2 separate regions of the Homo sapiens genome follow, and region 2 is linked to region 1. A link is a loop called in an ENCODE intact Hi-C map of the cell type or tissue named here. Cell type or tissue: ascending aorta. All regions are shown on one strand. Links, peaks and the distances in the headings refer to the core of each region. The heading gives the core; the rest is flanking DNA. Region 1 has its middle 160 kb from the start of CASC18. Region 2 has its middle 170 kb from the start of NUAK1.

Region 1 (5,387 bases), core at 161-5,160:
AGGAGCTGGTTAATAAGTTCTTCCCCTTTCCACTGACCATGCATAGCCCTGAGACACAGTTCATGTATTTCTCAGGGACTAGTCCCACAGGATCCAACAGTCCGCACACATAGCTGTGGCCACTTCGGTAATGCATCCTCCTCTTGGCTCTCCCTCTGTGGTGGATTTAAAAATATGTCCACAAATTCTTTGATATTCATTCACTCAACAGATGGAGTTCCACTTTTCTCCCTTTGAGTGTGGGCTGGATTTATTGCCTCCCTTGTAGAGAATAGATTTTGGCAGAAGGTATGAGATGTCACATCCAAGGTTAGGTTATGAAACCACTCTGGCTTCTTTCTTGGGGTCTCTCTCTCTCTCTTTTAAGGGGCGAATTGTGTCCCCTCAAAATTCACATGTTGAAGCCCTAGTCCTTGTGCCTCAGAATGGGACTGTATTTGGAGATAAGGTCATGATCGAGGTGATTAAGTTAAAATGAGGCCACAAGGAAGGGCTCTACTCCAATGAGACTGTTGTATTTGTCAGAAGAGGATATCTGGACACCCAGAGAGACAGCAGGGATACCCATGCACAGAGGAAAGGCCATGTGAGGACGTGGTGAGAAGGCAGCTGTCTGCAAGCCAAGGGGAGAGGTCTCAGGAGAAAGTGGCTTGGCCGCCACCTTATTCTCGGACTTGTAGCCTCCAGAATGGTGAGAAAACAAACTTCTGTTGTTTAAACCACACAGTCTGTAGTACTTTGTTATGGCAGCCCAAGCACACTAATACACACTCTCTCGAATTCCTCTTTCCCATCACTTGCTCTGGCAGAGGCCAGCTGCTATGTCATGTGAGGCCCATGCAAGCAGGGGACAGAAGCTTCCTGACAGCAGTCCCATTAGGGGCTTGGAAATGTGGGAGCTTCAGCCCATAGCCTGACTCTTCATGAGAGATTCTGAAGCATAGACCCCCAACCCAGCCGCCCGGGTTCCTGCCCCTCAAAACTTGTTTTTTTAAGCCACTGGGTTTGGTTAAATGCTTGCTGTTTTAAGCCACTGAGTTTGGGGGTAATTTGTTACACAGCAATGGAAAGCTAATGCCCCCTCCTTCCTTACCTCTTTGCCCTTGTCTTCACCCCTGTACCCAGGGATGGTCCCTATGGAGTGATGTAATTCTTATCAATCCTCTGATTCAGGCCCTACTTTCTGGGGAAACAGACTAGGATCATCCCAGATTTCCTCTGTGATGCTCATGGTCTGCTCTGACCTTGGCTTTGGTTGATTCTTGTCTTTTAACATTTGCCTATTCAGGATTGGGTCAGAATGTGTATTCAGTGCACTTCTAAGTCATTTCATAGAATCAAAATTTATTAATCAAACCTCTACTGTGAGTGGGGACTGTGCTAGTCCTGAAATAGAAGACGGTCAGGAAAAGCAGATATGCTCCTTTCCCCAGGTTGCACCCAGGAGTTGGGGGCCACCTTTAATCAAATATGTATGACTTCATGTGGAGCCTCCTGAGATTCCAGCCCTCCTCTAAGCCCATGGGGTGTGTACCTGGCAGAGCCTACCTAGAAGCTCTGGGACCCCCTCCTTTCTAGGTTCTCTTTCTAGCCTCCCTTTCATGAAAAGGCCACTCATTTATGACACTCAAGAGCTCAGACCCTGCACGTGTAGTTCTAGCTTCCTATGTCTTCCGTTTCCTCCTTTCCATAGGTGCTTTTTGAGAGCTGCTATTTGAGATGCCAGGTGGAACAGTGGTTATAGGCAGAGACTCAGGGGTAAGACTGACCAGGCTTCAATCATGGCCCTTCCTCACTAGCTGCAGGACTTAGGAAAGTTAAGATGCCCCAGATCCCTGATTTCCCCATCTGTGGAGGGATAATAGTACCTACTCGTAGTGTTCTTGGGAGCATCAATGCTTATAATAGATTTATGGTGTTCTAGATGAAGCCTGGCATATAATAAGTATTAGCTATTAGGATGTGCTTGGCACAAAGGAGGGAGTCAAACAAGAAGTAATCTGTACCTCCAAGAAGCTATGAACATGCGGGCACTCACATCAACACATCTAGCTGTTTTGGAGGCCTTGAACAGAGCGCCTAGTGCCCAGCACAGTGCCTGGGTCTGGCTGGAGTGCAGTCAAAGCTTGTTGAAGAAATCCAGTTGTGCTAGTCTGAATCATGGCCCTCAAAGATGTCCACATTATAATCCTCAAAACCTGCAAACATGTTCCCTTACATGGTAAAAGAGGCTTTGCAAATGTGATAAAGCTAGTAATCCTGAGATGTGGAGATCGTTCTGTATTATCTATGTGGGTCTATTGCAATCACAAGGTCCCTAGAAGAGGAAGGTGAGAGGATCAGAGTCAGAGGAGGTGGGACAGGAAGCAGAGATTGGTGTGATGTGGCCACGAGCCACAGAATGCAGGCGGCCTCTAGAAGCTAAAAGAGGCAAGGAACGGATTCTCCCCTGGAGCATCCAGAAGGAACCAGCTCTGCCAACACCTTGACTTTAGCCCTGTATGATTCATTTTTGACTCCTGGCATCCAGAAATGTTAACAGTAATTTTTGTCCTTCTAAGCCACAAAGTACATGGGAATTTGTTGTGGCAGCAAGAAGAAAAACAATATACCAGCCTCATACTCTCTGGGGAGTTGGTGATAAGAGACCTGAGTCAGTTCCCCTCACAAAGGAACTTGTTCCTCTCTGGGGGGCCCAGCCAGCTCAAGAGGCTTAGGAAGGGAGAGAACCAAGGTTCAGAGGTGAGGAGTCCTGTTTCCCCTGCATCCCTGGCAAAGGGCCTCCAGGGGAGGAGGTGTGGGGTCTTACACTGCAGCCACCCCGGGAGTGGCCTGGAGAACAGGTCCTGGGATGCACCAGTGCCCAGAGCAGGGCTGCCTGTTTCCAGGGAGCAGGAGAGCTGGGGCAGCTTACCAAGTGCGGCCCAGTCCGTGTGGGAGGTGGATGCGAACAGTACGAGGGCGGCAGTACACCACGACCGAGGTACCCAGGAATAGATCCTGTGCTGGCCCCAGATTCTTTCTGAAGGAAGTGAGGTCCTCACACCCCACCCACAGTTCGAGCAGAGCAGGTCTTTTACAGCCTGACAGAGAAGACGTCACTCTCCAGAGCTGGAAGACCTAGCTTTTGATGCTGGCTTTTGCTCATTGCCAATGTGACCTTCAGCTAATCCCATAACCTCTCCAAGCCTCAGTTTTCTCAGCTGTAAAATGAGACTAATAAAAGTAGTAGTAGCCGTAATAATCATCATAATAAAAAGTGTCTAACACTTCCTGAGGGCCTAAACATGCTAGGACTATTCTAAGCACATTCTAGATACTATTTTATTGAGATTCCATCTCAGAACACTCTGCTTGGGTGGGTCCTAGTTTTGTCCCCTTTCTAAAGATAACAGGACTTATCCCAGAGAGTTGGATTGAGTTTTAATTCAATGAGTTAAAATTTATCAATCTTTTCCTGGCATACAGTAAGGTACATAGTAAATGACATATCTGTTAATATTATTTATTTTGCCCCCCATGGAGAGCCAGGATCCCCCAGATTCTTCCATGCATTTTGAGATGAGTTTGAGCCCCTCTGGAGGCTGCTTCAGATGCTCTGTGAATCACACAGATCATTTGGTTTACTTCTTAGTGCCCAGCTTAGCAGTGGGCACACAGTAGGAACTGGGGCAGCAGGTCTGGGCTGCACTTCCAGCAGAGTGTATGTGGGCCCTGAAGCTCTTTCACAGATATGGTTTGTTTTTTGCCCCTTGGATTGGTCCATAAACCTCAAGGGCTCTTCTGAATGACAAAGGCAGTGATCGGATCTGTTTTTCCTCCTGTATCCTGCAAATGGCTTTTCAGTGTGTCTGTCCCAGGTGGCTTGGATGTCAAAAGCCCGTTGGAGCCAGGCAGTTGTTTCATTGGTGAATATTGTTCTCCTTGGGAGTGAGCCCAGCCACCTCTCAGGAGTGCATGTCTCTGAGCATTGCTTGGTTCCAGCAACATGAATCTCAATTTCTTTTGACTCAACAGCAGTAGAGCCCTCCCTTGGAAGTTACACTGGGTGAAGTATTGATTGGAGCAGATGTAATGGGCTGATAAGCTTTCTGAGTGCCAAAGAATATTGGCTTCTTATAAGTGTCTTGGCATTTGTGGATCTCCTCTCATTGGGTCCTAGATGAAGCCCCACTGAGGCTGTCCTCTGTAATCAGCAGGGCAGGCTTCACCCTGTGAGATTGGGTTACACTTCACGCATCTGTCTCCCCAGGTTTCTGGGTGAAATCATTTTCAACCTGAATGCTTACTGGTTGACAAGCTACATACTGTCATCCCTGATGGATGGGATGGTGGGAGAAAAGCTACCACCTCATTAAGGGCACAGGTTAACTGAGGGTGATGGATTTTTCATAGCTCTGAGAAAGTCTACAAATCCTTTGTATAAACACTAGCTTGACAGTGAAAACAATTTTCCCTTCTTTTGTTGAGGGCAGCAGACAGAGTAAATATTGACAGATGGACAGGTGTGCTTTGCTAAGAGGCCCACGGCAGGTAAACGAAGCAGGGGAGGAATGCTTTGGTTGAGTCATTATCAACAAAGGGAAAGCCATTCTCTTTGGGCTCCATGTTTGGTATGATGGAGATTTTATGAGCCTGAAGAGGCAAGTTGGAACTTTGTAAGGCATTAAAGGCACATCTAGGGCTTGAATTTACCCACACCCACCCCGCCAAGATTCTGATGCAGAGGGCCTGAGGTGGAGCCCAGGCATCCATCTGTATGTTTACAAAGCTTCCCAGTGGTTTGGAGGGATGTGGTCCAAGGTGGTGAGCCCTCTTAAGACAAAAATGTTTGTGTTTAGTGTGACCCTACTCCCCAGGCATTTCCCAAATATGCTGTCTCGTCCTGAGAGCTTGGGGACAGTGTAGGTGATGCAAAGATACTACCTTAACCTAAAACTTTTAGAATGTTCAACTTGGACATTGCTGGGAAGAGAGCCTCATCAGGTACAAAGATGGATGTCCCAGTTGAAATTAAATTAAATTAAAATTAAAATCCAAACCCTGACAGGCCCCACTTGACCTGCCTACCATTCTATCAATCCCTCTGGCCTCACTGCCCCTTGCTCCCTGTACTTTAGGCTCCTGCCCTGATTAGCTCCTTTCTCCTCTGGCCCCCTCCACACATGCTATTCCCTCAGCCTGGATGCTCTTTTCCCGCTTTCTGTAAGGCCATCTCTGAACCACCCCCGGAGTTCAGAAGGTGTTCCCCATTATTCTCCCTCCTTATACCCTGTCTTCTTATTTATGAAAATGGTTGTCTTTTGCTTTTTGATCATCTCCCACATCATACTGTAAGTTCCATGAAAGCAGAAGCATTTTTTATTTCTACTACCATTGTGTCCTCA
Region 2 (5,387 bases), core at 300-5,299, 100 kb before region 1:
GACGTATATTTCTGTAAGTTTTGACAAATTAAGTCATGTAACCACCATCACATTTAGGATACAGAAGAATTCTATCATCTCCTTAAATTCCTTCCTGCTGCCCCACTATGGGCAAACCTCTTGATCTCATCCCCTAACCTGTAGTCCCTGAACCACTGATGCACTGTCCAACCCTGTAGTTTTCCCTTTTAAAGTGTCATAGAAATGGAATCAGACAACTTTTTGAGTCTAGCTTTCTTCACTTAGCATGATGCATTTGAGATTCATCTATGTTGTATGTATCAATAGTTCATTCCCTTTAATTGCTGACTTGTAACCCAACATGCAGATTTATTTGTTTATCCATCCACCAGTTGAAAGACATCTGACTTGTTTCCAGTTTCTAGTAATTATGAATAAAATTAGTATAAACACTACTGTAAACATTTACATACAGGTTTTCATGTAGATATATATTTGTTGGGCGGGGGGGCGGTGTAAATGCCTAGGAGTGGGTTTGTGTCATATGGTAAGTGCACGCCAAACTGTTTTTCCAAAGTGGTTGCACCATTTTATATTCCAACTAGCAGTTTATAAGAGTTGCAGTTGCTCTGCATTCTTGTCAGTACTTGGAATTGTCAGGCTGTCTTTAAAAAAAAAATACTAGCCACTTTAATAGGTATGTATTGGTATTTCACTGTGGTTTTAATTGACATTTCTCTAATGACTAATGATGCTGAGCATCTTTTTGTGTGCTTATTTGTCATATACATATATATGTACATCTTCTCTGATGAAGTGTCGGCGTAAATTTTTTGCCCATTTTTTACTGAGTTGTTTGTTCTCCTACTGTTGAGTTTTGAGAGTTTTTAATATATTCTGCCTCCCAGTCCATTATTAGATGTATAATTTCCAGATATTCTTCTCCCAGTCTTTAGTTTATCTTTTCATTCTTTTAACAGTGTAAAAGTTTTACTTTTGATTAAGTAAGTCCATTTTACCATGCTTTTGTGTCATTTCTAAGAACTCTGCCTAATCTTAAGTCACAAAGATTTTCTTCTAAAGGTTTTATTATTTTACATTTTCCACTTGGGTATGTAACTCATTTTGAGTTAATTTTTGTATAAAGTGTGAGATATATATATATATAGGTTGAAGTCCACTTTCTTTTGCACATGAACATCCAATTTTTCCAGCACCATTTCTTGAAAGGACTATCCTTTCTCTATTAAATAGCCTTTGCACCTTTGCCAGAAATCAATTGACCATATTTGGGTGGGTCTATTTCTGGATTCTTCATTCTGTTCCATTGATTTATGTGTCACACTTTTTGCCAATACCACTTTTTGCCAATCAAGATCACAATGTCTTGATTATTGTAGCTGTATAGGAAGTCTTAAAATCAGGTAGTGTGGACTCCCCTACTTTGTTCTTCTTATTTAAAATTATTTTGTCTGTTCTAGCTTCTTTGCCTTTCTATAAAGATTTTTAGAATCAGCTTTTTGTCATCTCAAAAAAGCCTGCCAGGATTTTAATCTCTAGTGTGTTGAATCAATTTGAGGAGAATGACATATTAATAAGATCAAGTGTTCTAATCCATGAATGCAGCGTATCTCTCCATTTACTGAGAGTTCTTTTTCTCTTATCAGTGTATTTTAGCTTTTAGCATATAGGTCTTGCAATATTTTGTTAGATTTATACCTAAGTATCTTATTATTTTTGGTGTTATTATATAGGGTTCTGTTTATTTAATTTCAATTCCTAGTTGTTTATTACCAGTATTCAGAAATAAGATTGATTTTTTTAAGTATTAACTTTGTACGCTTCAGATTTGTTAAGCTCACTCCTTATTTTCAGTAGCATTTTTGCAGATTCCTTGGGGTTTCCTATGTGAATAATCACATACTTTGAGATGAGAAAGTTTGATTTCTGCTATATGCCTCACAGTTTTTTTCTTTGCTTTATTGCACTGGCTAGGACTTCCAGTAGGAGGAAAAGGAATGATTAGAGCAGACATTTTCACCCTTGTTTTGCTCCCAATCTGACAGGCTAAGAATTCAGTCTTTCACCATTGAATATAATGTTAGCTGTTTTTTTTTTTTTTTTTCCCTGTAGATGCCCTTTATTAGGTTAAGGAAGTTCTCTTCTATTCTTAGTTTACTGAGAGTTTTGATCATGATGTTAAATGTTTCAAATGCTTTATTTGAATGTATTGAGATAATCACATGATTTTTTTTCTTTAATCTGTTAATATGGCAAATAACATTGATTTTTTATTGTTGAGCCAGCCTTGCATTTTCAGGACAAAATCCACTTGATTGTACCATCCTTTTTCTGTACTGCTGTATTTGATTTTTTAGTATTTGTGGAGGATTTTTGCATTTATAAGGGGTATTGGCAGCTAGATTTTCAGATGTTTATGAGAATAAAGTTAAAGGCAGCAAGATAGAAGATTAAGCTATTTGAATGGAATTATAACAGTAATAAAAATAATGCTCAACACTTATTAAGTGCTTCCTATATGTCAGGCACTATTCTAAGCACTTTAAATGTATTCATTTATCTCATTATCATAACAGTGCTATGAGGTAAGTACTATTATTATCCCCATTTTACAAAAATAGAAGTGGAGTCAGACAACTTCAGAGTCTGTGCCAAATATTTATTTATATAAATGATATGACCCACTTCTTTTCAGAGCGCAAGTGTAATCAAATCTCCTGCATTCTTCCAGTGAACAATTGTTCATATCCCCGTTAGTAGAAGTTCTGTATCGTTTTCTTGAAGATTCCTCCCTCTTTGCCCTCATCCAAATGATCTGAGGTCCCTGGAGGCTTTATAAGTTCAAAGTGTTTTGCCTTGCCTCCAAATCCTGAGCGAGGAATAAACTAGAAAGTTGAATCTGGTTCCTAGGACTGCTGTTTCTGTGGCTTCCCAGTGAGATATCTGTGGAATGTTGGTCCCACATAACCTAGAGAAGAATGTCCTATGCCTCTGGGATGAGGGTGCTGGCCTTGGGGGGGTCTCTGTGGGGCTTGCTTGGGCTCAGATATTATTCTGAAGGCCACCATTTGGACAGGATGTCCAGGTCTGGAGGGATTACTGGGCTCAGCCACATGTTACGCAGGGCCAGGCCATTTTCTTTGACTTCTTAGGCCAGAGACCTAGTCATCAGTAACAAAATCTTTAGATTTTTGCATTAAAATATTTCTTGTTTCTTTCGGAAAAAAAGTGAAGATGTGGTCCACTTATGCCTACATTCTTCTGCAACAACAGTCAGCGGAAGCTGAGCGAGCATTCAGTGGGCAGGGTCTCTGGTACATCCCACTTCCTGCCACTTACAGTGTTCTTGTGACTGCTTAGTCCCTGAATGCATTTGTGCTTTCAATTTGTGCCATAGGCCTTTGCACTGGGCTTGGATTCTGCGTATATTTGTTAAAGTAATATTTATCGAGTGCCAAATGCTTATCAGGTACTGCCCACTGTGAATGCAGAAGTGAGCAAAATAGACAATAATCCTGACTTCCAGGACCTTACATTTTGTTTGGGGGGACATAGCCAGTAAGCCAAATAAGCACGTTATATAATTCTTTATGTAACTGTATAATTCTAAATGTAATTTAATAAAGTGCTGGGGAGAAAAATAAAAGCAGGGATGGTAGACTGGAAATGTCAGGCAAGGCAGGGTTGAAAGTGTCACAGGTTGTTAGTGATGGCTTCAGGAAGAGGATGACATTTGAGCAAAGAACTAATCCATTTGCATATTGGAGAAAAGAACATGCCAAGCAGAGGGAACAGAGAGGCACAAGGCCCCGAGTCTGGAGCACGTTTGCCAGTTTGAGGGTTAGCAAAGAGACATTGTGGTTCCAGCAAAGTGGGCAAAGAAGAGTAGGAATAGGAGAGGAGGTGAAACAGTTGGCGGGATCCAGTTTATAGCGGACCTCTTTGGGTTTTGGAGGCAACATATTCTTCATTTGAGTGTGTTATTCCAGCCCATTTACTGAGCGACCTGCAAAGCTGCTAGTTTTGAGTGGGACCCAGAACAAGAGAAGGCTCTGCGACAGGTCCAGGCCACTGTGCAGGCTGCTGTGCTGCTTGGTCCATACGATCCAGTAGATCCATTGGTCCTTGAAGTGTCAGTGGCAGATAGGGATGCTGTTTGGAGCCTTTGGAAGGCCTTTGTAAGTGAATTGCAACACAGGCCTTTAGGGTTTTAGAGCAAGGCATTGTTATTACCCACAGATAACTGCTCTCCTTTTGAGAAACAGCTCTTGGCTTGCTATACAGTCTTAATAGAGATCAAATACTTAACTAAGGGCCACCTGCATTTATAATCACCTCAAGTTATCATGCAACCTGAGCTACGCATCATGAACTGGATATTATCTGAGCCACCTAGCCACAAAGTTTGGTGTGCACAGCAGCATTCCATTATCAAATGGAACTGGTATTTATATGATTGGATATGAACAGGTCCTGAAGGCACAGATAAGTTACATGAAGAAGTGGCCCAAATGCCCATGGTCCCCACTCCTGCTCCACTGCCTTTTCTCTCCCAGCGTGTACCTATGGCCTTGTGGGAAGTTTCCTACAGTTGTTGACAGAGGAAGAGAAGCTTGGGGGGTGTTTACAGATGGTTCTTTATGATATGCAGGCATCCTCTGAAAGGGGACAGCTGTACTACTATAGCTCCTTTCTGGGACATCCCTGAAGGACACCGGTAAAGGGAAGTCCTTCCAGTGGGCAGAGCTTCAAGAAGTTCACCTGGCCATCTACTTTGCTTGGAAAGAGAAATGGCCAGATGTATCATTATATACTGATTCATGGGCTGTGGCCAATAATTTGGCTGAATGATCAGCAATTTTGAAGGCATATGATAGAAAAATTGATAAGAAGAAAATTTGGGGAAGAGGACAGACCCCTCTGAATGGGCAAAAAATGTGAAGACATTTGTGTTCAACATAAATGCTCACCAAAGGTTGACCTCAGCAGAGGAGAGCTTCGATAATCAAGAGGATAGAATGACCCATTCTGTGATAGTAGTTGGCTTCCTGCTTTCGGATCAGACTCAGACTGGAGCTTACACCCTTAGCTCTCCTAGTTCTTGGGCCTTAGAACTTGGACTGGAACTAGACCATTGGCTCTCCTGGTTCTCAAGCTTGCTGACTGCAGATTGTGGGACTTCTCAGACTTCATAACTGTGTGAGTCAATTCCTTATAATAAATCTCTCTCTCCATATATGTATATACATATATATATATACATATACACACACACATATATATGTCTCTATATATATACCTGTCTCTCTCTATATATATCTCTCTACATATATAAAGTATATACACACAATATAATTATACATATATGCACAGTGTGTATATATATACAACACAATGCTATATGT

The links. Peaks named below come from ENCODE experiments on the same cell type or tissue, not always from the same donor. Only the 100,000 strongest peaks of a DNase experiment are listed, where the experiment ranks them.
Region 2: a loop joins it to region 1, with 4 times the contacts of the local background. A loop is called at or near these places in 1 of 110 quality-filtered maps.

The regions. Positions count from the first base shown.
Region 1 is chr12:105,859,858-105,865,244 of GRCh38, reverse strand. No RefSeq gene overlaps it. Among named protein-coding and RNA genes, the nearest start is that of CASC18, 160 kb to the right of the region's middle. RefSeq lists an enhancer at 3,589-4,090. In ascending aorta, for the core only: no CTCF peak of the experiment used is centred there; a DNase peak (open chromatin) is centred at 2,834; H3K27ac peaks cover 1,274 bases.
Region 2 is chr12:105,964,789-105,970,175 of GRCh38, reverse strand. No RefSeq gene overlaps it. Among named protein-coding and RNA genes, the nearest start is that of NUAK1, 170 kb to the left of the region's middle. In ascending aorta, for the core only: no CTCF peak of the experiment used is centred there; a DNase peak (open chromatin) is centred at 3,021; H3K27ac peaks cover 2,636 bases.